Regions from separate parts of the Mus musculus genome. Here regions 2 and 3 are each linked to region 1. The links are chromatin loops, found by intact Hi-C in ENCODE. Cell type or tissue: gastrocnemius. All regions are shown on one strand. Links, peaks and the distances in the headings refer to the core of each region. The heading gives the core; the rest is flanking DNA. Region 1 overlaps Cbfa2t2 (CBFA2/RUNX1 translocation partner 2). Region 2 holds the start of Gm39962 (a long non-coding RNA gene). Region 3 holds the start of Cbfa2t2 (CBFA2/RUNX1 translocation partner 2).

Evidence for each region. Hi-C counts contacts between places; a loop is a spot of excess contacts. Peaks named below come from ENCODE experiments on the same cell type or tissue, not always from the same donor. Only the 100,000 strongest peaks of a DNase experiment are listed, where the experiment ranks them.
Region 2: a loop joins it to region 1, with 7 times the contacts of the local background. A loop is called at or near these places in 2 of 42 quality-filtered maps.
Region 3: it touches region 1 in a loop (1.9-fold over the local background); 5 of 42 quality-filtered maps call a loop at or near these places.

Annotation. Positions count from the first base shown.
Region 1 is chr2:154,504,364-154,512,363 of GRCm38, forward strand. It overlaps Cbfa2t2 (CBFA2/RUNX1 translocation partner 2), which reads left to right. Exons shown (of 11, transcript NM_172860.2): 3 at 190-431; 4 at 6,145-6,234. It also overlaps the pseudogene Gm18767. Among named protein-coding and RNA genes, the nearest start is that of 1700003F12Rik, 41 kb to the right of the region's middle. In gastrocnemius, for the core only: a CTCF peak has its summit at 3,742 (motif pointing left); DNase peaks (open chromatin) are centred at 3,420 and 3,728; H3K27ac peaks cover 1,950 bases.
Region 2 is chr2:154,412,023-154,422,739 of GRCm38, forward strand. It overlaps Gm39962 (a long non-coding RNA gene), which reads right to left and starts at 9,307. Exons shown (of 3, transcript XR_866871.2): 1 at 9,170-9,307; 2 at 7,959-8,189; 3 at 4,477-4,569. RefSeq lists a cis regulatory region at 7,382-10,717. In gastrocnemius, for the core only: a CTCF peak has its summit at 5,285 (motif pointing right); DNase peaks (open chromatin) are centred at 5,285, 8,054, 8,270, 9,364 and 1 more place.
Region 3 is chr2:154,429,291-154,439,591 of GRCm38, forward strand. Cbfa2t2 (CBFA2/RUNX1 translocation partner 2) reads left to right here and starts at 7,194. Exons shown (of 11, transcript NM_172860.2): 1 at 7,194-7,346. The coding sequence starts at 7,313. It overlaps Gm52564 (a long non-coding RNA gene), which reads left to right. Exons shown (of 3, transcript XR_003954074.1): 3 at 987-1,144. RefSeq lists a cis regulatory region at 1-2,662. In gastrocnemius, for the core only: no CTCF peak of the experiment used is centred there; DNase peaks (open chromatin) are centred at 4,318, 7,030 and 7,422; H3K4me3 peaks cover 2,995 bases; H3K27ac peaks cover 3,966 bases.

The DNA.
Region 1 (8,000 bases), core at 1-8,000:
CAATATTCTGTCACCATTTTTTCCTGACAGTTTGTCTTGACACACAGCAAACTCATTGAGGGTGGAAATAAGTTTTTCACACTGACATGCTTTACATGCGTGAATGAAAGAGAACATAAAGGTGAGGAGGTCAGCAAATTCTCTTCAGTTCTGCACTCACTGACTCCTCTCATTCTGGCTTTCTTTTAGTAAGCAATGGCATCAACCATTCCCCTCCTACCCTGAATGGTGCCCCATCGCCACCACAGAGATTCAGCAATGGGCCTGCCTCCTCCACATCGTCAGCACTAACGAATCAACAGCTGCCGGCTACTTGTGGTGCTCGGCAGCTCAGCAAGTTGAAACGCTTCCTCACCACTCTGCAGCAGTTTGGCAATGATATCTCACCTGAGATCGGCGAGAAGGTTCGGACTCTCGTTCTAGCCTTGGTGGTAAGTACAGCTTCACCTCCACCAGCTGCCTAAGAAGTGGTATTTCTGCTTATTCCCCAACCATGTAGATAATGTCTTACAAATTGTGTAAAACTGTTGAATTATAGATTTCGTAGCAGCATTTGTTTGTCAGAAAAATCTTTAGTGTGTCTTACTATCCAGGGTGCTGATATAATTCCAGGAGGCAGCTTTGGATTTGTCTTAAACAGCTGACGTCCAGTCAAGTCAATAGAAGGCTGTTTGTGTGGCAGCACAGCTAGCTAGTGGGTGCATTATTTGGAAACCAGTTTTAATTTTCAAAACATGATTTGTAAAAGTAGACGTTTCATTAAATAAATAGTATCTAAGTAGTTGTGTTGTTTAGCTCCTTATGCATAGTTTCTTTAGTTTTCATTCTGTACTGATCTTAGTGAGCCTGCTCATAAAGGATTAACTCTTCTATATTGCCATCAGGGTGAGACTGAATATCTCAGTTTATAAGGGAAGTGCTACTAGTTCTCAGAATTTTCAAATGAAATACTGTAAAATTCACTTTTGATAACAGCATGCTGTGTTTTTTCATGCATGTTGGCTTCTATTTATGATGAAAGATGAATTATTGTACTAGTTATTTTTTGTTGTTTTGTTTTTGTTTGTTTGTTTGTTTGGGACAGGGTTTCTCTGTGTAGTCCTGGCTGTCCTGGAACTCACTCTGTAGACCAGGCTGGTCTCAAACTCAGAAATCCGCCTGCCTCTGCCTCCCAAGTGCTGGGATTAAAGGCGTGCGCCACCACGCCCGGCTTGTACTAGTTCTTAAAGTTGTATTTCTTCTCAAAATACAATTTAGGTCGAGGCCAGCCTGATCTACAAAGTGAGTTCCAAGACAGCCAGGGCTACACAGAGAAACCCTGTCTCGAAAAACAAAACAAACAAACAAACAAAAAATACAATTTAGGAAAATCCCTGAGGTCCCCAGTGTCCTGGAGGGCAGGAGATGGAACATAGTTGGTAGAGTCCTTATCTAGTAATGGGTACAGTCCCAGTACTTTGGATCTTTAGGCACAAAGATCAGGAGTTTAAGGTCATGCTGAGTTACATAGTTTCATGTCAATTGAAACAAGGCTGTGTATCAGATCTTATCTCCAACCAAAAACAAAACAGGGTCTCATGTAGGGCAACTTGCCTTGAACCAGATGTAGTCTAGGACCTTGAACTCTTGATTCTCCCGACTCTACCTCTTTAGCACTAGAATTTCAGGCATGAGCTGCCATTATTTTGTTGTACTGGTTTATAATACCAACATTTATACACTTTGACCTTTGACAAACATGAATTGTTTACATTTGGGGATAATTTGTCAGGGGTCCCTAAGACTGCCCCGTGTTTATAGATTGGTTATCTTCTCTATATATGACATATAATGGTGCTAACCAACATTTATTCTAGAGCTAAAATAAAATTAGACAGGAAGATCATAAAAAAGATCTACATGGGCAGAGCATGTGCTGACTTCTTTAACTAAAGTTCTCCTCATTCCATGATTACACAGAACATATTCTCCTCTGAGCAAAGAAACTAGATAATATGCTGCAGCTGGGGAAGCCTGAGGAGCACTCCAGACTTGTACTGTGACTAGGCCTTCTTAACCACCCACCCACCCACCCACCTCAAGCTCCTCGTATGTGGAATCCAGTGTTTTGGCATAATGAGAAACAGTGAGCCACTTCTGTCACTTAGAGAAAGTGTGAGGTTGTATGTGTGTATTATTTCCTCTGTTTGTTTATTTAGAAAAAAAAACCCTACTTATTAGTCAAAATATAAACTAACATTATTGAATTGAGACTAACAACCTTTTTTCCTTTAGTTTATTCTTGTTGTGTGTCCATGAGTGTTTTGCTTGTATACACGTATGCATATCGTGTGTGAAGTGTCAGAGGAGGCCAGAAGGCATGTATTGGATCCCTTGACTGGAATTACAGATCATTGTAAGCTGTAATGGTACCACATGGTCACCTGAAAGAATGGCCAATGCTCATAATGTTGAGCCATCTCCATAAGCAAGATTTATTTATTTTTTACAAAGGAAAAAAAGATTTATTTATTTTTATGTTATATATGGGCATTTCACCTGCGTGTATGTCTGTGCCTCATAAGTGTGTGGTGCCCAAAAAGCCAGAGGAGAGTATTGCAGCCTAGGATCTCCTTTGTTCGTGTTTAGTTGATTTTTCTCATCCCAGAGCTCTTCCAGCTCTCACTGCTCTGGTGCTGTGTCTGTGGAGCTTAGTGGGTATGAGAACCCATTTTATCACTGTTTTTGTACTTTGAAGTTTTAGTCATACACTTTATACACAAATTACTCTACAGTCTTTTTAATAAATTGAAACAGTAAGTGAAAAGTAGAAAATACAATGGTGATGCCTTCCCCTTAGTGATGTATCAAAAGCATTATTCATTGCCCCAATTAGTGACAACGTGAACAGAGTCTATAAACAAGCCAAGGCATTGTAAACTGGTTGTTGATGATGGGCAGGTTCTAGTGCTAATCCAGGGCCTAAGTGATCACCACCTAATTTGTTTCGGAGGGAACAAGGCCAGAAATCTCTAATGAATCTGGGAATTTATAGAAAAGTAGAATAGGCTATTTTAAACCTGGTTTAGCAGTACTGTAATGCAGCTTCTCCCAACCCTAGTTAAGTAGCAGCAATGCATTTAAAACCATTAACAATGTATATATTGCACTAGGTAAGTGAACATTCTGCTTCCAGATACTTGCATTGCATTTCCAAGCATATAACTCTCAGGCAGAAGCCTGAGTACACAGGCAGGGGCAAGCTGCTTGGACTTTGTAACCCAACATGCTCTGAGCTCAGTTCCCTTGCATTACAGTTACTTGGTTTGTGATTTCAAGGCTTGGTAGCCTTGTGTGTGGCTGCCAGCCATGCTGCCGCCTGCCTCTTGCTGGCATTTACATCCTCTCTAGCTATCAGCTTCAGCTATGTTGCAGCCTCTGTCCCTGGCAGTATGTACTGCAGGGTCATGCCTGTGGCTTGAGTGCTTGCCTGCTCCTGGAGTGAAGCCTTCTGTGAGAATCTGCATAGTATGGACGTGCAATCTCAGGCTCACGATGACTGTCTTCATCCAGAATCAAGCATCTCTGGCTTCTCATTCAGAGAAAAGTTACCCAAAAGTAACAAGGAAGGTAGCTCCACTTAAGAGCGCCTTGAGCTGCTTGCTATAAAACTCAGCCATGCAGTGGGACAGCAAAGCACACTCAGCACACTGGAGTGCTGAGTCATTTAGCACACGTGCTGAAGTGCCACCTTCTGGCTGCAGCACCTGTCTCAGCAGCATTTTCTACAGCGGCTGCAGTGATGCTTTCTGCTGATAAAGTCAAACGTGGTGTCACACTGCATACATCTTGGACATTCCTTGTCAAGAACTCACTGCTCCTCCAAGCTGAATAGGCTTTCGAGGGTGCAGTGTGCAGTCCACTGGGCGAGTGCACAAACTTGGCATTGCTACTTGCTGCAGCCACAGCTTGAGCAGCCCTTACACTGCCACACAGGGCAGCCTACTTTATAAGTTTATAGAGCACTACATTCCCACGTGTGCCACTTCTGTCACAACTATCACCACTGCCATTCATCTTCAGAACTACTTTCATCTACTTGGTTTTTTCAAGATTATGTCTCCTGTAGCCCAGGCTAAATTCACTGTGTAGCTAAAAATGATTTTTGTCTACTCATGTTTCAGTCTCTACCTCCCCAGGGTTAGGATTATAATCATGTGGCACCATGTTCAGTTTCTGTTGTACTGGGGATCACATTTAGGCCTTCATGTATGCCAGACAAGCACTGCACCAATAGAGCTGCCCCTCAGCCCCTTCACGGTTCGACAGTGATGTGATGGATGTGCAAGAGCTTTGTAAAGGACAGGGTGTCTTGTGTCATCTGTATGTACAGTGTTTGTTTATCCGTGTGTCCTGTATGAAGGGTGGTAGATTGTTGCTTCTGCCCTGTCAGTTAGGGAAAAGTTTTATATCATTGTAGACGTTTTCCAGTTCACAGTCTCATATCAACTGACAGTCTGCTTTTCATGCAAGCCTGCATTTCCTTTTCCCTTTTCTATTTTTATTATATTTTAATCTTTATTATAGTATATGTGTAGGTATGGCTGTGTTATAGGGGTTCTAATGTCCTCTTCTGGCCCCCACAGGTACCAAACACTCACATGTTACATGTACATACATGCAGGCAAAACATACACATTAAACAAAAATATAAATTTTTTAAAAAATAAAAATTATGTTAAAATTTTTTAAATGTTTGCAGAGGTATCACCTTAAGAAGTTAATTTAAAAGCTGGGTCCAGGGGAAATGCGTGTCACACGGCTTGGCGGCAGTACTTTCACTCACTGAGCCATCTTGCTGCCAGCCCAAGACCTTCTGTATACTGAGCCTTGACCAGTATATAGGTAGTGGTATAGATCTATAGGTACTGTGAATTAGTGAGTTTCATAAGATGTTAACAGTGGAGGAGATTAGAGAAACGGCTCATTATGTAACCCTTCTAATTTTAAATTTTTCAAATAAAAAATTATATAAAATGTAATAAAAATAGAAAAGGGGAAAGAAAAGGTAAGCCTGTATGAATTGATTGTGTGAGTACTTTGTCTTGTGTAGGTCTGTGTACCACATGTAGCCTGGGACCCTCAGAGGCCCAAAGGAGTGTATTAGTTTATAATTTTTCTCAAAAAAATTAAAAGTATACATAAAGTAAATATAGCAGCTAGTGAGCTGTTGAGGCAGCCTGTGTTTCAGAGAGGTCCTGTCACCACCCAGCAAGTATGGGGCCTAGCTCTGTCCTTACCTATCCTCATACTTTATCTCCTAAGATAGTCCCTTAAGACTAAATCTTCTAATGTTTACCTTTCAAATTTTCTCTCTCTCAAGCATTTCTTAGCCTTTAAAAAAGATTATTAAAGTCGGGCAGTGGTGGCACACGCCTTTAATCCCAGCACTTGGGAGGCAGAGGCAGGTCGATTTCTGAGTTTGAGGCCAGCCTGGTCTACAGAGTGAGTTCCAGGACAGCCAGGGCTATACAGAGAAACCCTGACTCGAAAACCATTGTACACAGGGTCAGATGTAATAGTAGTACATGACTCTAATCCCTGCACTCTAGCAGACACACCATGAAGATCTCTAAAGTTCACGCCAGGTAAAGCTACATAGTGAGATGCTGCATTAAAACAAATGTTTAAAAATGTATGCACTTGTGCCATTGTATTTGCATGAAAGTCAGAAGTGGAATTCAGGCTTTGGCAGTAATAAGCACCTTTACCCACTGAATCATCTCGCTCACTATTAAAATACGAGAAACTTAGTGGTCTTATTTCCTCCTGGACTGTGCAGTCTTTAGAGGAGGGAAAAAACAACTAAGCAAAAACTAAACAGTTATATTCTTGGTGATTTAACAGTTGACTGAAGTCAGTCTGGTACGACAGCTCATTCTTCTTGAGATGCAGTCTGCCCTGTTTTGGCCACACAGGCAGCCTTGAGTCTCTCTCTTCCTCTGGCATGAGTCACTTAGTCTCTGCTAGAGATTTGTATTATCACTTTGTCTATCCACAGGGAAAGTTCAGGTCATTCCTTTGGCCTTTCCGTACACTTAATCTTCCTATTTTTTTTGCTGTGTGTGCCCAGTTTTGGATGTTGACTATTATTTATCTTTGCAGAACTCAACAGTAACAATTGAAGAATTCCATTGCAAGCTCCAGGAGGCCACAAACTTTCCTCTTCGTCCATTTGTGATTCCATTTCTCAAGGTAATTCTGAGAGGCATTTGTTGTAGTATGTCATCAGCATTTCCTCAAGGTCTGCTGATCCTTGCTGTTTGATCTTAGCAAAGACAACTTGTTGGCATTTTTCATAAATTTGTTTTATTTGTAGCTGATAGGTGAACAGTATGTAAGTTGGCCTCATTTGAAATGGGAATGATTTCTGTTTCCAGAACTCTAGTTAGCATCCAGGAGCAACTACAGGAAGAAAGAACCAAGAAAGAGGACAGAGTATGCGAGTTTGTGGGCATAGAGGGAATGCCACTACATCATGTAGATGTGGTCTGAAGATGAAGAGTGTGTGTTATCTGAAAGGAGACCCTTTACAAAGACGCAGTGGTTGTGTTACTCAAACCCCAGATACTACAGTCTATCGATGTCATCTTGAATTGTTTTCCCTGGAACATACTTTTGTTCACATCATTCTAAATTATCACGCCTTCTGTCTTAGTTAGGTTGTTATTGCTGTGAAGAGACACCATGATCATGGCAGCTCTCATAAGGAAAATATTTAATTAGGAATGGTTTATAGTTCAAAGGTTTAGTCTGTTAAATGTCATGGCCTGCTGGCAGACTCAGTGTTGTAGAAGGAGCTGAGAGTTGCACATCTTGATCCTCAGAAAGCAGATGACTATGTCACTTGCATGACTTGAGCATATATGAGACCTCAAAGCCTTCCTCCATAATAACATAATTTCCTCCAGTAAGGCCACACCTAACCCAAGGCCACACCTCCTAATAATGCCACTCTATGGGCCAACCATTCAAACACATGAGTCTATGGGGGCTCTTTCTTCCTTCCTTCCTTCCTTCCTTCCTTCCTTCCTTCCTTCCTTCCTTCCTTCCTTCCTTCCTTCCTTCCTTTCTGGGTTTTTTGTTTTGTTTTGTTTTTTTTGTTTGTTTGTTTGTTTGTTTGTTTGTTTGTTTGTTTGTTTTTCAAGACAGGGTTTCTCTGTGTAGCCCTGGCTGCCCTGGAACCAACTTTGTAGACCAGGCTGGCCTCATACTCAGAAATCCACTGCCTCTGCCTCCTAAGTGCTGGGATTAAAGGCGTAAGCCACCACTGCCAGGCCAGGGCCCATTTCTATTGAAAGTCCCACACTCATTCTCATAAGTGTTTTTATTTTTAAGAACCTTCATGCTCACAGATAAGGTGTAAAATGGTACAATAAGCTTCCTTTATGGCTCCCAAACCAATTTCCCAAAAAGGAGCATTTCACAATCATTTCCTATTTTTCTTCGGATATATATTTTTTTAAAAGTTGTAGATGTGACACACTTAAATTACCAAATGAAAAATTTCATTTTTCATGATAGTAGGGATCTAATCTTGGGCTTCAGGCATGCCAAGCCCATGTTCTCTCAGGTAGCCATGTCCAGAGCTCTTAAATCAAGATGTTAACACTCAGTCAACACTTGTTGTAGGATGTACAGACTTATTTATTTTTACTAGTGTCCTACTAATGTTCTTTACAGCAAAGTTAAGCTTTTGTATGTGTGTGTGTGGTCTAATAAATTGATGGATTCCTCAGTCATACAAAACATGCTAAAGGGAGTTGGGAATGAAAACCTTTCTTTCCATAGTCATTCAAGAACACAAAATGAAGAAAATTCCAAAATCTTCAACCTGTGGCTTTCTCGATAATAGGGTACAAATTCAGTTGGCTGATGGCTAAGAGGGATGGACTAGAGAGAGAAAATGGGTGCTTAAAGGATTTTGAAGAAACTAGCAACTGTGCTTGCCTGTCTGTCTG
Region 2 (10,717 bases), core at 1,677-9,676, 91 kb before region 1:
CAAATTTAGAAAGATTGGCCTACCTCTGCCTCTGAAATACAAGGATTAAAGGCATGTGCCACAACTCCAGGCGTGTAAGGGCCTGCTTATTAACAAATAAAAGCAAACAAACAGAAAGTGAGCAGTTAAGATTGTTCACTGGCTGGAGAGGCTGTGTACAGACCTGATGACTGAGTTCAATCCACCAAATTCCACAAGGTGGCAGAAGAGAACCAACTTCTGAAAATTGTGTAGCATTCACACAGGTAGGCTTCACACAATATATATATATATTTTTAATACAGTTTTCAAAAAAGAAAAGAGAGGTGGCAAGATGGCTCAGAGGGTAAAGGAATTTGCTATACAATCTTTGCGCCCTGAGTTCTATTCCCCAGAACCCATGTGAAGGTGGAAAGGGAACTAATTCCAGAGTTGTCCTCTGACCTCCACATATGCCATGGTGCATACTCCCATACACTCATAACATGCAGAGCATGCAAAGCATGCACGCATGCATTCCTGTGCTCAAGTGCAAATACATACACATACAGTAATGTATTTTTCTTTAAGGATGCGCCTGAACACTGGCCATTCTTCCAGAAGGCCTCGGTTCCCAGAACTCGCGAGACTGGCTAACAACTCTCCAGTACCAGGAAATCCAGCACCCTGTTCTGGCTTCTGTAAGCACCAGGAATGCATGTGGTGCTGTGGTGCAAATATATCTGCAGGCAAAAGCAAATAAATAAACGAATGAATAAATAAATAAATAAAATTAAGAAATCTCAAAAAAAAAAAAAAAGATTAAAAAAGGATAGCAACACTTGGGAGGCAGAGGGAGGCAGGATAGAGCTTTATGACTTTAAGGGCAGCTTGAGTTTCAAGCCAGCAAAGGCTACATAGTAAGACTGTCTCAATAAACAAATAAATAAAAATTAAAAAAGGAAAAGGGGGGAAATGCAAGGGAAGGGAAGGAGAGGAGAGGAGAGGAGAGGAGAGGAGAGGAGAGGAGAGGAGAGGAGAGGAAAGGAGATGGGATGTGGTGAAGAAGTCCTACACTACCAGCACTGGAGGGGAAAGAAGGAAGATCAGGAAATCAAGGCCATGGTGTACATAATGAGTTGACAGTCAGTATAGAATACAAGAGACCCTTTCTCCAAATATAAAAATGATACCAGGTGTTGTAACTCCTACTTTTTTTTTTTTTTTTTTTATTACATGTAAGTACACTGTAGCTGTCTTCAGACACTTCAGAAGAGGGAGTCAGATCTCATTACAGGTGGTTGTGAGCCACCATGTGGTTGCTGGGATTTGAACTTCAAACCTTTGGAAGAGCAGTTGGGTGCTCTTACCCACTGAGCCATCTCACCAGCCCAACTCCTACTTTTATTCCCAGAATTCTGTGAGTTGGAAGCCAATCTAATCTACATAATGAATCCCAGGCTAGCCAAAGACTCACAGTGAAATGCTGTCTCAAACAACAACAAAGACAAACAAAAAAGCCAGGCAGTGGTGGTGCAAGCCTTTGATTCCAGCAAAGGACCAAGTGCAGGCATGGCATTTCCTACTCTCTGCTCATTTTTTTAATTCTTTATTTTTATTTTATGTGCATTTTGCCTGCATCCATATCTGTCAGATCTCCAGAAACTACAGTTATAGACAGTTTTGAGTTCCCATGTGAGGGCAGGGAATTGAACCAGGATCTTAGCAGCTTTCTCTTAACCACGGAGCCATCTCTCCATCCCCTGAGAGTTCTCTAAATAATTGTGCTGCCTGTTACATGCCCACTGGAGGTGAGACAACAGCATGGAAATGGGCTTTTCTATTTCTGTTTTTGTTTTGTTTGTTTTATTTGAGTTAGTGTCTCATAAAGCCAGGCTGCCCTGAACTCACTACGGAGCCAACAGTGGTTTTGAACTTCTCATCTTCCTAATTCTACCTCCCCATCTAAGATTGCGGATGTACGGCACCAACCAGGCCCAGCCCTTGACTTTTGGCCTCTATGAGCACTGCATGATCACAGTGCACAGACATTCAAGTAAACACTCATACACATCAAAATTAAAATCTCAAAAATAAATAAATAAATAAATAAATAAATAAATAAATAAATAAAAAGATGCTTCTGCCTAATGTGATAACAGACACCTTTATTCCCAGCAACCAGGGGCAGAGGCAAACAAATCTCTATGAGTTCCAGTCCAGCTAGAGTGAGGGGAAAAAAATGTTCCTTATGTATATAGAATATTGGTAAGGCCATCCAAGAACTTATAGGATCTTACGGAAAAAGGTAGGATGGCTTAGTGGGTAAAGGCACCTGCCATCAAACTTGATGACATGAGGTTCATCCGGAAGACCCACATGGCAGGAGAGAACCTGCCCCTACAGGTTGTTTCCATACAGGAACTACCACATCATGCATGTGACACATATGATACACACATGCATACATAAATAAAAATATAATTTAAAAAATGTGTGTTGGGGGCTGGCGAGATGGCTCAGCGGGTAAGAGCACTGACTGTTCTTCCAAAGGTCCTGAGTTCAAATCCCAGCAACCACATGGTGGCTCACAGCCATCCGTAATGAGATCTGACGCCCTCTTCTGGTGTGTCTGAAGACAGCTACAGTGTCTTACATATGATAAATAAATAAATCTTTAAAAAAATTATTTAAAAAAAAAGTGTGTTGGACAAACAGTCAGTGTCCATGTGAAAAAGGAGACAAGAAGAATGAATGAGGGAGAAGTCCTAGAACTTTTGGTAGCAGAAGAAAAAGCAGGCATTCTTCATGATGTCCATAATACATGAGAAATGTTTTTGGTTATTAGCCAATAAGCCTTCCAAGAACCAAACACTTATTAAGTATCATCAGTGAATACTCTGGCACTCTTGCCTTCTACTGCAGATGATTAGACTGGCCGGAAGAGGTCAATACTCCATGACTCCCAAGGATCTGACTGGGCGTTGTAGCTCCGTATCCACCCCTCTGTGACAGTGAGGAGTCATATACAGCACATGTTAGCTGGGCGTGAGGCAGAGCAGGCAGATCTCTGTGAGTTCAAAACCAGTCTGGTCTACAGTCTAGTGAGTTTTAGGACAGCCAGGGCTGTTACAGAGAAAGTCTGTTTCAAACAAAGTAAAACATAACAAATTAAGTTGTAAAGGAGACATTTGGGAGACATTTGATCCCAGAACGGAATCAGTGGGAATAGAAGTGGAACAGAGAGAGGAGTGGAGAGAAGATATGATCAAAATACTTATATGCATATATGAAAATGTCAGGGCTGGAGAGATGGCTCAGTGGTTAAGAGCACCGACTGCTCTTCCGAAGGTCCTGAGTTCAAATCCCAGCAACCACATGGTGGCTCACAACCACCCATAATGAGATCTGACGCCCTCTCCTGGTGCATCTGAAGACAGCTACAGTGTACTCACATATAATAAAATAAAATAAATAAATCTTTTAATAAAAAAAAAAAAAAAAAAAAGAAAATGTCATAGTTTTAAATCTAGCATCATGCACAATTAATATATGCTATTATGAAAACCATTTAAGAGGGGCTGGAGAGGGCTGGTGAGATGGCTCAGCGGGTAAGAGCACTGACTGCTCTTCCAAAGGTCCTGAGTTCAAATCCCAGCAACCACATGGTGGCTTACAACCACCCATAATGAGATCTGACACCCTCTTCTGTGCGTCTGAAGACAACTACAGTGAACTTATAAATAATAATAAACAAATCTTAAAAAATAAAATAAAATTTCACTCCCAAAAAAAAAAAAAAAAAAAAGAGGGGCTGGAGAGATGGCTCAGTGGTTAGAGTATTGGCTGCTCTTCCTAGAGGTCATGAGTTTAATTTCCAGCAGCCATATGGTGGCTCACAACCATCTATAATGGGATCTGATGCCCTCTTCTGGTGTGTCTGAAGATAGTGACAGTGTACCCATATACTTAAATTATATAAATAAAAATAAAATTTAAAAATCTTAAAAAAAAAAAAAGAAGAAGAGAAAAGAAAACCATTTCAGACAACTGTGATGGCATAGGCCTTTAATCCCAATACTCGGGGGGCAGAGGAGGGCCAGACTGGTCTACATAGCGAGTTCCAGGCCACCAGAGCTAAGTAGTGAGACCCAGTCTCAGAAATAGCTGAGAGAAATCTGGAGGGATGGTTGAGCAGTCAAGACTGCTTGCTTCTCTTGCAGAGGACCAAGGTTGGGTTCCTAGCACCTACATGGCAGCTCATAACCATCTGTAACTACAATTCCCAGAGACAAATGCCCTCTTTTGACCTCCATGGGCACCAGGCAAGTACTTAGAGTACATGCATGCAGTCAGCCACCATGCCTGGCTAATAACACATTTCCATAATCTTAGCATTTGGGAGGAGAAAGTAAGAGAATCAGGAATTCAAGTCCAGCATTGGCAACAAGGCCAGCCTGGGCTGGGCTACATGATACCCAGCCTCAAAAAAAAAAAAAAAAAAAAAAAAAAGCCAGGCATGGTGGGATGTCTTTAATGCCAGCACTTGGGAGGCAGAGGCAGGAAGATGACCACAGGTTTTGAAACTAACAAAGGTTTCGCCTTGAGATCCTGTATCAAAAGAAAAAGAAAATAGATAAACCAATTAATTATGTACGTTAATATAGGATATAATTACATAAGTTTAATTAATCAAAGGGAGCTCAAAATCACCTCAGCATCGTTATAGAAAGCATACCAGAATGAATTTACAACACGCTGAGCCGTGGTGGCGCACACCTGTAATCCCAGCACTTGGGAGCAGAGGCAGGCAGATTTCTGAGTTCGAGGCCAGCCTGGTCTACAGAGTGAGTTCCAGGGCACCCAGGGCTACACAGAGAAACCCTGTCTTGAAAAAAAAATTATAACATGTAATCTGTTTTAACATAATGGACTGTGTAATGCTTTTACCTGTGTTTACAGATTCTGTCAAGGACATACATGTTTACATAATGAAGCAGAGGAGGTCTGCCAAGGCAAAGAATCTACCTTTTATGATAGAGTCAATAGAAGCCAGAAAGGTGTTCATCATTCAGGTTCCTGGTCTAAGCAATACTTCAACAAGCCTTATCCCTGCAGCCCAGAAGCAGGCACTGGAAAAAGGCCCTGTTTAGGGCTCCAGACAGACTAATGCTTAATTCAGGATGCAAAGATTCTGCCTTCAAGGTCCACATCCCAAAACACCAGCTGGGCAGGACAGCCTGAGTTCCTGGGGAATCAGTGCCATCCTTATCCTTTTTCTTTCAAATTAAAACTTTTGTCTTGGAGTGGAGGGAATACCAGCAGGGGGCAGCAGACAGTCGGGGAGTGCCTAGTGCAGGGTCCTGGCCTGGTTTAGAACAATTCCCTTTGAAAACAAGGGAATAAGTAACAAAAGTAGAAAAGGAGTGGGCTTCTCCTTTCTTCTTTTTCTCCTTCCTCTCTTCCATGTCTCCCTCACCCTGTTCTCCCGCTTTATCTTTCGTTTCTTTCACAAAGGATCTACCAGCATAGCCTCAAACTGAAAAATCTTCCCTCCTTAGCTGTCCAAGTTCAGGAATCACAAGCCAAGACATCTCCCTTGTTGTGTTTTGTTTTGTTTTGTTTTGTTTTTGCTTTGCTTTTGTTTTTGTTTTTTGGGTTTTTTTGTTTGTTTTAGATTTATTTTATTTATATGCGTACACTGTAGCTGTCTTCAGATACACCAGAAGAGGGTATTGGATCCCATTAGAGATGGCTCTAAGCCGGCATGTGGTTGCTGGGAATTGAACTCAAGACCTCTGGAAGAGCAACCAGTGCTCTTAACAGCTGAGCCATTTCTCTAGCCCTCTCCCTCTTTTTTTTTTTGTTTGTTTGTTTGTTTGTTTGTTTGTTTTTTGGAGACAGAGTTTCTTCTTATAACTCTGGCTGTTCTGGAACTCCCTCCAGGCAGACTTTGAGATCCATTTGTTCAAAAACAGTTTGAGTATTAGATTCCATTATAGATGGTTGTGAATCACCTTGTAGTTGCTTAGATTTGAACTCAGGATCTTCAGGATCTATTGAAAGAGCAGTCAGTGTTCTTAACCACTGAGCCATCTTTCCAGCCCTTGAGATCCCCCTATAAGGGCAGGGTCAGGGGTGATAGCACCTGGACCCAAGAGTGAGGAACTTGGGGCCCAAGGTAGCCCGTGGGGTAGATAAGAGCAAGATTGTATCCTGTGGAAGGGCGGTCAGAACAGGTGTTTAGGAGGTTGGCGAAGCAGGGTTTCAAGTTCAGCACAAGTTGGAAAGTGTGGTTTGTGGACGCACTAAGCTTGGGAAACAGAAAGGTATCCTTGTAAGGTATGGAGACCTAACAATGGCTCCTGGTGTGGTTTCAAGGTAGGTCCGTCGGTGCAGTGCTCCTTTAGCATGCGTGGAGCCCTGAGGTCAACCCCCAGAACATACAAAAATAAATAGTAAACTAAGTGCGGTGGTAAGAGGATCTGGGCCAATCTCAGCTACAAAGCCTGTTAAAGGTGAACACGGGCTACATGAAACCCTGCTTTTAAAAAACAGAAACAAAACAAGGGGCTGTGACAGAGCTTAGTTAATGGAGTACTTGCTTAGCATGTAGGAACACCTGGGTTTAATGCTCCCACGTAAACTAGGTGAAGCAGCACAGGCCTGTAGTCCCAGCAGTTGGGTAGTGCAGCAGGACCCGAAGTTCAAGGTCATTCTCAGCTACACAGTAAGTAGGAAGCCAGCCCTAGATACACCAGACCCTACCTCGACAAAGTATATAATAATAGTAATATCTCATTCAAATTTCTGCTACTGGCTTGAGGACCGCTTTATTGAGATTAATACTGTTATTACTATGTTTGAAGAACTAGTCATTTTATTCAGCAAGAAATTTTTTTCTTTCTTTTTGGTTTTTGGAGACAGTGTAGTCCTGGTTCAGCAAGAATTTATTTATTTGTTTTTTTGTTTGTTTGTTTTTTTTCATGTGAGTACACTGTTGCTGTCTTCAGATACACCGGATGAGGGTATCAGATCCCATTACAGATGGTTGTGAGCCACCACGTGGTTGCTGGGATTTGAACTCAGGACCTCTGGAAGAGCAGCCAGTGCTCTTAACCGCTGAGCCACCTTTCCAGCCCTCAGTAAGAATTTTAAACATCTTTTAAAAATACAACTTATTTTTCTTTTCTGTGCATTAGTATTTTGCCTGCATGTATATCCATGTGAAGGTAGGTGTCAGGTTCTCTGGAACTGGCGTTACAGATAGCTGTGAGCTGCCATGTGGTTGCTGGGAATTGAACCTGGGTCCTCTGGAAGAGCAGCAAGTGCTCGGAAGCACTGAGCCGTCTCTCCAGCCCCACTTTATGCCAGCATGCAGGAGCCAGAGGCAGGTGGATCTCTAGGAATCTGAGGCCAGCTTAGTCTATATCGCCAATTCTAGGCCAGCCAAAGCTCGATAGGGAGGCCGTGTCTCAGAAATGGGGGAAGAGGGGGCTGGTGAGATGGCTTAGTGGGTAGAGATGGCTTAGAGCACTGACTGCTCCTCTTCATTTTGAAGGTCCTGAGTTCAGGTTCTGGCAACCACATGGTGGCTCACAACCATTCCTAGTGAGATCTGATGCCCTCTTCTGGTGTGTCTAAAGATGGCTACACTGTACTTACATGTAATAAAACAATCAATCTTAAAAAAAAAAGAAAGAAAGAAAGAAATGGGGGAAGAGGGGAATGAGGGGAGCAAAGGGCCAACTCTTTGGCTCCAGAATTTTCCTTTCTGCTTTTCACCACCCAAAGTCAGGGATTTCCTAAAAGCCTGCCCCTAGTTACACACACAGCTCCCCCTTTCTGTGGTTCTCCTCACATCCACACCGCTCGCACTCAGGCTTCCGCCAGAGCAACTCTTTTTCTTTTCCTCGCAGATGTTTCACACGGCCTCTTTTTCACTCAGAAATTCCCTCAAAAGCATTCACTGGTAATTTTTCCAAAATCACAGTAATTACCTCATTACTTTGATATTAATAGACTTCACTTGGCACCAGGGAGCCAATTGAAAGCGCTGGGCCCTGGGTGAGGGGCGGAGAGGGACTCTGCAGGGCAACTCTTCATGAGTGCTGGCCTCCCCACAGGCCTTGCTGCCTCCCTCCCAAGTTAGTCTTCATCTTTGCTCCCACATGTTCTGATTGAAATGAAGAGGATTTTGGAGCCATAGGCTCCTTAGAGATGGCAGATGCCTAAACAGGGAAAGGAAAGATGAAAAAGAAATAGTGGAGTCTAAACCATGTACTCTCAAGAGGCCTAGAGTCTCACAGCAAAGGCAAGGAGGATCCTGGAAGGCAGCCCAGGGCTTCCGGCTACCCTAGGCAGCTTCCCCTCCACCCCCTTCTCTCAGCTATGCCCCAAGGCAGGACTGAATTGGAAATCTTTTTTTTTTTTTTTTGGAAATCTTTTTGGAGCTCAGCCTGAAGGGTATCTCCCCAGGCCCTTTATTGGTTCCCGTACAGCTCTGTTATTCAGTGGGGTCTATATATCACCTGGTCAATAATTTATTTACTCCTCACTACATTCTTACATTATTATCTTTTAATAATATGTGGGCTTTGTATTTCAAAATGCTTCTTGAATAAAACGAGGCCACTGCTGTCATTTAACCCACTTTACAGATGAGAAAATTGAGTCAAGGCAAGAACACAAGATTGTAACTGAGGAGTTCTAAGGATTCTGGGCCTGAACCTACCAGCTACAGGTGCCCTAGGATTTCTCTCTCCACCTGGAGGTTTCTCACCTCTAGACCTGCAAGTTCTTCCTAGCTATAGGAAAACGGTGGATTTAACCTGCATGTATTGAGGGCTTCTACATGCTACCTCACATTAGGTCACCTCCCCCTGAGACTATGCTCTGAGACCTCAGGCGACCTGTCCAAGTGTGCACTCGGCAGCCAGTGTGGAGTCACTAGACTCCCAGGCTTATTCTCTTCACCTTAAGACTCTTCTACAAGCATCTCCCTCTCGAGGCCAGCCATCCAGAACAATTCCTGAGACCACTGAAGAAGGCCCACTGAAGGTCAGTTTAGTGACTGGGTTTGCCCAGTTGCAGTGTGCTAGGAGGACCAACAATTGCACCTGACCCTCTGCTGCCTTTCCCCCTTCACTGCATTTGAATCAGCAACCGGTTGAGACCATCTGGCTGGCCACACTTTCTTGGCCACACTTACCCACTCTCTGATTGACAGATAAGTTTCCAAATCCAAGGCTCTCCAGGAACACTTCCTGGGACGCTTCCTCCATAAATGGAATGGGAAGAGGGATAGTCTCAACAGAAAGCCAGGACCGAGAGTGATTGGGCAGCCGGGGAGACTTGACTGGCTGAGCTAGGAGATGGGAGGGGGGCAGCATAGAGGATCCTTTGTTAGGCCAGAAGCTACAAAGCTGCCCCATCCCCACCATCTGGCTCCTGCTCTAGCCCAGTGATGCATGATGGGGAATATTGGGGGTTGGGGGGGGGGATGTGTGCTAGGGGCTACCCACCTGCTCTGCCTCCTGGGATAAGCTGATCCAAGACCTCCCAGGCCCATCTGGTCAACACATCCCCAGGCCCTGACCACCCCTGGGACTCCTTTAGACAGACTGAAATTGGCCGGGAGTGTGGCCAGCCTGTCAGGGTCACAGGTCACTGTTAATCTGCCAGAACAAGAGAGGACAGGCAGGTGGGCAGGCAGGCGGTGTGGGCAAGGCCCTGGGAGTTCCTGCTGTCTTCTCTAGTGATCACAGAGGGAGGGTTTCCCCTTCTGGGAGGCAGGGAAGAGGTTATTGGACTCCAGGGAAATTGCTCATTCTCACACCTACCTAGCTGTTCTAATTCCAGATGGGAACCCTGGAAACTCTCCCTAAATATGCTCAGAGCATCACTGCAGTGATGTCTGAGACAAATACTGGGGGAAATCTAAGTGCCCATCAACAGGAACTGGGTTCATCGAAAGACTGAGACCATCTTCAATGTTACCCAACTTCTGAGCTGAGAGCTGAGGTCTCTCTGTCAACTGACTCCCTGAGAGTCTCTTGTCTGGAAAAACAATACTGTAAACCAACAGATCACCTACTGATTGCTCAGGGAGTTGCTGCAAACCAATTTCTTTGGGCAAACAATTTGTTCAACTTGGCCAATACCTTTTTTTTTTGGTCAGACCACAGATTAATTTCAATATTTTTCGAGCATCGTCTCAGAATCCTGACCTGTCTATGCATGGGCTTACGCTCAGGATTCCACCTGGACTCAGGCTTGTGACACCCAGCTCTCTCCTTTGCAGCTCAGCATGCAGACTAAGGCTCCAGCATAAAGCCCTTCTCCCTTTTAAGCCCTTCTCCCTTTTAAGCTCCTTCTGGACCTGAGCATGTGTGGAATCCTCCATTCTGTGGATGAGTCGCTCAACATGAAATTAATTTACATGTGAGTCACAATGCCTCATGCTATCATGAAAAACAACTTCATCTGGGACTCGAGCCACTCTGTACAACTGCAGTGTATTAGGAGGAGCAACAGTTGCACCTGCCCTTTCTCATTTCTTCCCTGGAAACTGGGGAAATTTCTCAGACTATTCCTAGGTTGTTTGGGAAATGAAAGTGTTGTTCCCCCATTGGAAACAAGATGTATTTTCATCTATCATCTTCCTCTCTCTCTCTCTCTCTCTCTCTCTTTCTAGTTGGTTTTTTGAGACAGGGTATCTCTATATAACCCCAGCTATCCTGTTGACCAGGCTGTCCTT
Region 3 (10,301 bases), core at 2,302-10,301, 73 kb before region 1:
ATCAGGGGCCAGCCTGGTCTACAGAGCAGCTCCAGTACAGCCAGGGCCGCTACACAGGAAAATCCTGTCTCCAAACAAATAAACAAACAAACAAAAAGACTTTTTTTGCTACTTTATAAAAAATAGAACTGGAACTACATTCTTAGATTTTCTCCTGCCTGTTTTTTTCTCAGAATAGTGTTATTACCCAATGTCAGCTAGTGGGCCAGCACCACAGGACAGGACCTTTGTCTAAGACTGTTGTTATCCCCAGAGCTGAGTACAGTCTTGGAGCTCAGTGATAAGCTGAGGTGTGGAACAGTAGAAGAAAACCTATACGCTCAGGATTCCGGGATACCCTAGTATAGCAAATAATGAGAGTGCTTTGTGTAAACCAAAATTTTGTCATGTGGGGAAATTTAAAACATTTATATAAAACTTTTTACAAGGTGGTAGAGATTTCTGAAATAGTGCCCCTTGGGAAGCTAGCTACCTTTGACAGAAAAAAAAGTCTCTTACCTGGAGCTCAGTTTATAAGGGAGCCTATGATTAGTATTACATTTGGGGAGATAAGGCTTGGGGGCTAGGACCACTTCCCCACAGACATTTGGAATTGATAGCCAGAATAGAACACTCAGTGTACCCAGCGCCCTGGGAGACTCAGGTGCATAGACTGAGACCCCCTGTCCTCCAACTTTTTGGATTCTTCTTCTTTAAGAATATCTGGTAGCAGAGCCGGGCGTGGCGGCACATACCTTTAATCCCAGCACTCAGGAGGCAGAGGCAGGCAGATTTCTGAGTTCGTGGCCAGCCTGGTCTACAGAGTGAGTTCCAGGATGGCCAGGGCTAAACAGAGAAACCTTGTCTCAAAAAAACAAAAAAATAATAATAATCTGGTGGCACATTTGTTTAGAAGGAGGGGTGTGTTGTGCATGTGGTAGGGGGTAAATCAGAGTCCTGAGGGCTAAAAGAAAACTTTTTATGTTATCTTTTGCCCTGGACTCCAGGATCCATCTTTTGGTCTTCAAGGAGGCAGCAGAGAAGCTGACTATTCACCCTGGCTAGTGTCTCACTGTCCTCTGGGCTTCGAAGAGGTATGGCGGAGGAAATAAAAGGCTCTTTGGGGGCTGGTGAGATGGCTCAGTAAGAGCACCCGACTGCTCTTCCGAAGGTCTGAAGTTCAAATCCCAGCAACCACATGGTGGCTCACAACCACCGGTAATGAGATCTGATGCCCTCTTCTGGTGTGTCTGAAGACAGCTACAGTGTACTTACATATAATAAATAAATAAATAAACTAAATCTTTAAAAAAAAAAAGAATATGTTTAAAAAAGGCTCTTTGGGAGCTGGGGATGTGGCTTAGTTGGTAAAATGCCTGTCTAGCACTAAGCCTTGGATTCCATCTCCAGCACCCCTAAACCTGACTTGGTGGGACATGCCTACAATCCTGGTTTCTCTGGAGGATGAGTCAGGATGTGTTCAAGGCCAGCCAGACCAACTTAATAAAAAGCTGTTCTTGCTTGCTTTGAAATAGAGTTCCAAGCAGCACACACTGGAATCAGACCCAATAGTACCAGAGGATAACCTGATCCTTCTGCACCACCACACCTGGCAAAGCCTTTTTCTCTGCGTGGTTCCAAAGATTGAACGCTGGTTCTCAGGCATGATAGGCAAGCTCTCTACCACCAGACTATCTCTACAGCCTCTAACTTGCCTAATAGTCTGGGCTTCCTTTAGTTTTCCTGGCCATTGGCAAATGCAGATCTTTCCAATCTTTATTTATTTATTTATTTATTTACTTACTTACTTACTTATTTTTGAGACAGGGTCTCTCTACCTAGCCCTGGCAGTCCTGAAACTCATTTTGAAGACTAGGTGCATCACAGGGATCTTCCTCTGCCTAACAAGTGATGGGATTAAGAGAAAGGACAACCCACCCAGTCCTATCTTAATTATTAATGCTAATTTTCAGCTCATATCCTATCGCAAGGACACATACATTACAGAATGGCTAAGAACCTGTTAAAGAGGCTACAAAGTTTAAAGGTGCCTTACTAAAGGCAGAAGGCAGGGAGCTAATGCAGATAGATTCTAGGAGAGTTATTGCAGGTGCTTAGCTTAACATAACCAGATGCTGGCACAGTGTCAGCACGGGCTACTGAAGCTCTGGGGTGGTTCCAGGTACAAGATTGAGGGCTGTGGGAGTGTTTTACATCTGAAATTCCAGCATTTGCAAGGCAGAGGCAAGTGATAAAAATTCTAGGCCAGTCTGCTGGATCATATAGTTACTACCTGGCCAGACAGGGCTATATAGGAAGGTTTTGTTTTAAAGAAAGGTAACTGCCGGGCACGGTGGCACAGGCCTTTAATCCCAGCACTCGGGAGGCAGAGGCAGGCGGATTTCTGAGTTCGAGGCCAGCCTGGTCTACAAAGTGAGCTCCAGGACAGCCAGGACTATACAGAGAAATACTGTCTCGAAAAACCAAAAAAAAAAAAAAAAGAAAGGTAACGATGAACATGGTGGTGGGTGGTAAATTCTAGGCCTTCTAGGTCCCCAGGAAAGATGGCTGTCTTCCTCAAGCCATCCATGTAAGCCAAAACTCTTGGGGCTCTGGAGACAGAGTTAGGAACTTAGTGCTTGTGGGTATCTTGATGATGGGTGAGGATGTCTCAGCTAACGTTAGGAGCCCCTTTTACTGTATGGTCCAGGTGAAGGAGCTGTAGCATTCCTTGGTCTGGTGTGTTTGATAACTTTGTGGTCCTGCTTTCTCTGATAACGTCTATCATCAAATTAAGTGGTAGCCAGAGCAAGGACACCCAGCTCTCTAGTTCACTTGTGGTATTGCAGCTTTGCGAGACCAGCACGCAAGAGGCCAAGGTGGAGACTTAAAACTAGACTGAAGGAAATGAGTCTGAGGCCAGCCTTAGTTATATAGTGAACCTGTCTCAACAACAAGTTCTTAAAAAAAAATTACGGTGCTTTATTTTTTTCATAATTTTCTTGAGTATTTAATTTGGATTTTATTTTACTTGTTTATTTTGAGGCAGGAACTCATTATGTTCCTTCCTCATTTTTCAAACTTGCTCAGAATTCTTGATGCTCCTGGTCTCTATCTCCTGGGTACTGGATTTATAGGCATACCCAACACAATGTTTTTGTATTCTGTTAATTTTCATCATAAACATGCTCATTCAGATGGAACTCATAAACAGTATGAATTCTAATAATCCAGCTAGTGTTCAAACACCTCGACTGTTCATGTCTTCCACCGAGACCTTTTTAGGCACCTTCTCTTTTGGAGGAAGTTTTTTTTTCCTTGACAAAGTCTGACTCATGGCAAATATTTCTCTGTTACATAGACAGGCTTGGTCAAGTTTGAAGGAACTGAGTGCAGCGGAACACACCTGTAATACTTCAGGAAACTGAAACAGGAGGATTGCTATGAATTCCAGAGTGGGAATTACCATATGGCAAGTAGTAAGCCAGCCAGAGTCATAGAGGGAAGCCCTGATTTAACCATGTTAAGGATAACAAAATCTGGCCTGTTGGTGTGCTAGGATCCTAGGCCAGGGAGGTGTAAAGGCCCTGATTGCTCTGGAGGAAGCTGGCTGCGTGCTGGGAGGGAAAGGTCATGGTTCATGGACTCATGCTGGCAAAGTGAGAGGTCAAACTTCCAAAGTAGCCAAAAAAGGAGGAGGAAGAGGAGGAGGAGAAGAGGAAGGAGGAGGAGGAAGAAGAGGAGAAGTAGAAGAAGAAAAAGGAGGAGGAAGAGGAGGAGGAGAAGAGGAAGGAGGAGGAGGAAGAAGAGGAGAAGTAGAAGAACGAAAAGGAGGAGGAAGAGGAGGAGGAGAAGAGGAAGGAGGAGGAGGAAGAAGAGGAGAAGTAGAAGAACGTAAAGGAGGAGGAAGAGGAGGAAGAGGAGAAGTAGAAGAAGGAAAAGGAGGAGGAAGAGGAGGAAGAAGAGGAGGAAGAAGAGAAGAAGAAGAAGAAGAAGAAGAAGAAGAAGAAGAAGAAGAAGAAGAAGAAGAAAGGTAGATCCAAGAGCCAATGCAGTACAACCATCACTTTGTCAATGTTGGGCCCACCTTTGACAAGAAGAGCCCCAGCTAATTCCTAAGTCCTATTGGGATAATAAAGCCACCTTTTTTTTGGGGGGGGGCAATCAACAAGTAACCAACCACCACACCACATCACTATCATGAATAAATACATAAGTAAATAAATGTCAGTGGTGTTTCAACAAGGAACAAGGAGCTACTCCACAAGTCTGTAAGCCGCTCTCTCCCTGTCTTCTGGTGTTGATCATTCACTAGCAGGGGAAGTCACGTGGCCTAGACAGATGGCAGGCAGCATGCACTCTCTCTGCCTGCCCAGCTTTACTCTTGTTGTCACTAAAGACAAATACTGGGGGGACAAAAGGAAAAAGAAAAAAATTCAGCTTGGTATCATCATGTCTGGAGCCCCAGAATTTGGGATGCCAAGACATGCGACTTGTTAGGAGTTCCAGGACAGTCTGAGATATAGACTGAGAATCGTAAGGAAAAAAAAAATATTAATAAAATAAAGAACCAAACAAATAGCTCAGAGGTCCAAGCAATTTCTATTTCCTTAGGTCTATTTGAACCTGTAACCTTTGTTTGTTTACAGAGCCAGATATCAAATCTAGGGCATCAGTCCATGTTAGGGGGTTTCTTTTTTTCTTTTGGGAGACAGGACCTGACAGTAGCTCAGTCTGGCCCCATAGTAGCCATCTTTTTGTCTCACGATACACTTGATATATAGAATTCGTTGTCTTTTTAAATTATTTATTTTTATTTTATATGCATTAGTGTTTTGTCCACATGCACATCTGTGTGAGGGTGTCAAATCCCCTGGGACTGGAGTTACAGACAGTGTGAGCTGCCATGTGGGTGCTGAGAATTGAACCCTGGTCCTCTGGAAGAGCAGCCAGTGCCTGTAACCTCTGAGCCATCTCTCCAGCTTCTGTAACTGAATTCTACCCCCACCCCACTTCTTCTCCTTCTTTTTAAATATTTATTTATTTATTTTATATGAGTACACTGCCACTTTCTTCAATTACCCCAGAAGAGGGCATCAGAGCCTATTATAGATGGTTGTGAGTCACCATGTGGTTGCTGGAAATTAAACTGGACCTCTGGTAGAGCAGTTAGTGCTCTTAACCACTGAGCCATCTCTCCAGTCCCCCACAGGCACAGGGTTTCTCTGTGTAGCCCTGGATGTCTTGGAATATGCTCTGTAGACCAGGTTAGTCTTAAAGTCACTGAAAGCTACCTGCCTCTGCCTCCTGTGTGCTGGGATTAAAGATGTGTGCTGTTTTTTGTTTTTGTTTTTGTTTTCTTCTTTTTTCTTTTTTTTTTTTTTTCTGAGACAGGGTTTCTCTGTGTACCCCTGGCTGTCCTGGAACTCACTTTGTAGACCAGGCTGGCCTCGAACTCAGAAATCCACCTGCCTCTGCCTCCCAAGTGGAATTAAAGGTGTGTGCCACCACCGCCCTGCGTGTAGCTGAATTTTTGATCTCTTCCCAAGTGCCACTTTACGGGATTACAGGTGTGTGCCATTTCACCTGGCAATGCCACCGCGGCTCACCCAGTTTGGCCTCTAAATCATCATATAGGGCAACCTTGAACTGATGTCCTGCGTTTACCAACAATGCTGGAAGTACAGGTGTGACCCACCATGCCTGACCTTGTTGTATTGAGACAGTCTCACTATGTGGCCCTGGCTGGCTTTGGGTTGGCAGTTATTTTGCTAGTTTCCCTAGGGTGGGATTACAGGTCTGTGCCACTATGCCAGGCTGGCTTCATTTTAGTTATAGTTCCTGATTTTGAATCTTTGAGAGACAGAATGGCAGAGAACTCATGCTAGGATCAGAGTACTTTCTTGGGTTGCTCGGAGGATTTATGTTTTGAGTTTGCTAACAGAAATAGGTGGACAACCCAGTGGGAGAGACTCTAGCGAATGTGTAGAAAAGGGGAGAAACTGTATTTGGTACTGAGATGGTTAATTGCAGAGTGTATAAAAGCAGCTGTTGAAGACAGGCTAGTGACTCTTGCTTACAATCCCAGCACTTGGGAGGCCACGGGAGGAGGATGTGTGAGAGTTCCAGGCTTTTGTGGCTACACTGTGTGTTCCAGCCCAGCTAGACATACAAAATAGGCCCTTTTCAGAAACAACTTTTTGTGAGGCCTGCTGGTGTTATAGACACAGCTTTGGGAGATAGACTTAGAAGTATAGCTTAAGGTTCAAGGCTAACCTGGTGTAGGTCAGTGAGTTCAGAATAGCCAAATGTACATTATGACATTGTTTCAACAAACCAAAATAAACCTGCACTTAACCAGGCCTGGTAGTTCAGGCCTTTAGTCCCAAGCACTTGGGAGGTAGAGTTAGGTAGATAGATTATCTGTGAGTTCCAGGACAGCTAGAGCTACAAGTGAGACTGTGTCAAAAAACCACCACCAACAACAAAAAAACCCCTGCACATACACGTGCCCCTCCTCACAAACACAGACAAACCCCACAAAGCCCCTTGATCTGATACAGAAATCAGTAATGACAGCTAGTTGTTTTAAACATTTAGATTCCTATAGCCGCAAAAGATGTAGAAATCTGCGAGATAGCTAATTTGGCAAAGATGCTTGCTGTCAAACAAACTTGATGCCCGAAATTTGACCTGCTGGATCCACAGGGTGAAAGGAGAGCCTGCTCCCGACTTGTTCTCTGACATTCACATACATGCGTTGGACTCCCTCAAACATATACACGCACACATATGCAATAAGTCAATGTAAAAACAAATAAGTAAAAGGAGGAAAGAACAATTTTAACACCCAATACAACCGTCAAAGCGTTACAAGGCCTGCACCTGAAACGTCCCTCCCCGAAGCCCCGCCCCGGGACTCCGCCCCCGTTCCTAGGTTGCCGCCCAGGCCACATCCGGAAGTCTGGAGCTCGGAGAAGGGCGGCTCCCTGCGGCCACGCATAGCGCGCGGGAGGCGGGTCGAAGTGCAGGCCGCTCCAGGATAGGACGCAGCCTGGCGCGGAAGGGGCGGGCCAGGTCAGGAGGCGGTGCTTCGCGTGAGCGCCCTCGGGCCCGTCTTCCGCGTGCGTTGGTCTGCGCGCGGGAGCGCGCGGCGGGGGCGTGCCGGGGCTGTCTGGGGGCGGGGCGGCGCGCGGCCTAACGGCGGCGGCGGCAGCGGCGGCGGCGGCGCTGGTGCGGGCGAGTTCGGCGGGTGCAGGTCCCGGCCTGCGCCTGCGGAGGGCTCAGGCAGAGGGTCGAAGCGAGCGGCGCTCGCGACAGACTGCGCTCCGCGATGGTGGGCGTCCCTGGAGCGGCCGCCTTCCAACGTAAGTGGGGCGGGAAGGCGGACGGCTGAGGGGTGTGTGTTGAGGGGCCTGCTGCTCCATAGGCGGGAGGCTTTGCAGAGGCCCCCCGGCGGGAGGCCTGGGCAGGGAAACTGAGGCCGGGATTGGGGCACTGGATCCAAGGTCATGCGGCTCCCCGGCCTTCCGGGGCCCTCGGGGCTATCCCGGCGCTTCCTGTGGGGCTCGCGGCTCCGGGTGCTGAGCAGGACTGTGTGGAGCGGCCTTGGAGCTCAGGCCTGGCGGGCGCCCTATGGACTGTCCGCGAGAGAAGTATTGTTTTGTTTTCGCGGCATCGGGGCTGAAAGTCCGGTCCCGGGAAACACGCCGGAATTGGAGCGACGAGTGGTAGATGTTGGAGGATGCCGGGCTGATATTCCGGAGGGCCCTGTTGAATGTAGGCTCTGGGGTCGGACTGCTTTGGGTTCATGTCCTGGCTCCCTCGCGAGTAGGCTGTGACCTTGGCGCTCCAAAAGTCTCAGTTGCTCGATCTGAAAAATGGGTTGTGAGGAACGTACTCTGAATGCTCTGTAGTAGGGTTTAGTGAATCCAGTAAAATCCCCTGAACACACAGTTGCACATCATACTCAAGTGTGAAAACTCACTATCGTAATCACAGTTTGTTATGTGTGTTCCTCGGAAAAGTCCGAAGTTGGCGTCTGGTTGTGTTTTGTTAGTTTGTTTAATATTGTCTTTGACTAGTCCTACTATGTGACTCAGTTGTGTTTTTATTCTTACCTCCATTTCGCTATCCCATTTACAGACGTTCTTCCTAGAATTGTAAGATCCTTGGAGGAGGGATGGCATCGTTTAATAAGAACAATAAAAATTTAATTGTCATTAAAATAGCAGTAATAGCCAACATTACTTGAGCACCAGGCAATTTGCATTCGATTCATTTAATATTTATTAAATCATCTAAATACAAATTATCACTCTAAGTCCAGAGACTATGGCAACAAACTTGACAGACTAGATTCTGAATTTGAGTTTAAGAGAGGGACTCGTGCTTTGTGGATATTTCTTTGTCTATGCCAGGTGACAGTCTAAAAACAGGTATTTGAGGCACGTTGGAGGCTGAGTTTGAGGTCAGCCTGATCTATACAGGCCAGCCAGGGTTACATTGTGGCACCCTGCCCCAAACAAAACAAAATAACAAAAACAACAACAAAACCCTAAAAATAAAACAAAAAAATGAATAAAAGCTAACATCAGGTGTTGCAGGATGTCCGTTGTGCAAGGATAAAATGAGGCCTCTTGAGAGCTTTTAGCCCCTCCCCTCTTTGCTCTTCAGTTCAGCAGTTATAGCGGAGGATTCATACAGCCTTTTTCTTGGGCTCTCATTCCAAATTGAATGGAAAAAGATACAAACTAGATTTTCCCACCAATGCCTTCTGTAGTTAAGTGTGCTGTTGCTGCTCTCAATGGTCTTCTGAAGGGAGACAAGTAACCCTTAGGTTTGATGGTATCATATATAAGAAAAGTGGAAGAGAGGCGCTCGCCTTTAATCCCAGCACTCTGGAGGCAGAGGCAGGCGGATTTCTGAGTTCCAGGCCAGCCTGGTTTACACAGTGAGCTCCAGGACAGCCAGGGCTATACAGAGAAACCCTGTCTCAAAAAACCAAAAAACAACAACAACAACGAAACAAACAGAAGAAAAGTGGAAGAAACTTTTACCCGAATTTAAATTCATTTACTTAAAGCAGTATTGGGGATTGCACTCAGGGCCTTGTGCTTTATGTACCATGCTGATCTGTATCCCCAGCCCTTTTTATTTTCAGACAAAGTTGCCCAGGCAACTTGTAATTCTGTCTCAGCTTCTCAGTAGCTAAAAATACAGGCCTGTGTCACTAGGTCCAGATGAACTAACACATTTTTATTTCCATGTCTTTTATGTTTTCAGTTAAATATATTCCCAAAAAGTTGAGTATGGTGAAAGCTTGTGTAATTCCAGCACTCAGGAGGCTGAGGCAGGAGAATATGAGTTTGAGGCCAGCCTAAGTTATGTAGTGAGACTGTCTGGAAAAAACAAAAGCCAAGAAGTAGGACTTTGTGGTTTGTTATGTAACTAAGTTTCTTTGCAAAAGTTAGTATATAGTGGTTTAATATGCTGAAGGCCTATAGGTGCTAGGTAGGTACTTTTTCTTTTTCTTTCCTCTGTGCAGCCTTAGCTGTCCTGGCCACTCTGTAGACCTTAAACTCAGATTGACCTGCCTCTGCCTCTGCCTCTGCCTCCCAGTGTTAGTTTTAAAGGTGTGTGCCATCACCTAGGCAGGTACTTATAACTGAAAACTACAAAGTTCTCCTTAAAAAACTCAAAAAGTCTCTCTGGGCCTCCATTTTTGGGGGTGGGGGGAAGACATGGGTTCACTGTGTAGCCCTGGCTGTCCTGGAACTCACTGTGTAGACCAGGCTGACCTAGAACTCACAGAGATCTGCTTACCTCTGCCTAATTAGAACTAGTTCCAGGACAGCCTGGGCTACACAAAGAAACCTTGTCTCAAACAAACAACCCCCCCCCGCCCCCCCCCAAACCAAACCAAATCACAGAAAAGATAGGATTTTACTCTGTCCTCATCTTGGGCAGGCCAGTCCCACCACCTCCTTGTTGGGCTCCTCAGAGCTAGGGTGATAAAGGCATGTGTCATTTTCAGTGATTTCAGAAGCTTACCTACACTCTTTCTTTTTTTTTTTTTTTTTCTTCGAGACAGGGTTTCTCTGTAATAGCCTTGGCTGTCCTGGAACTCGACATGTAGACTAGTCTGGCCTTGAACTTGTCTTGATCCTCTAGCTTCTGTCTCCTGAGTTCTGGGATTACAAGCATGCAATCTGTGTAGCATGTTTCTCTGTGTAGCTCTGGCAGTCCTGGAACTCAGAGATCTGCTGTCTCTGCTTCCAGAGTGCTGGAATTAAAGACCTTCAACAATACCCTGGCTCATT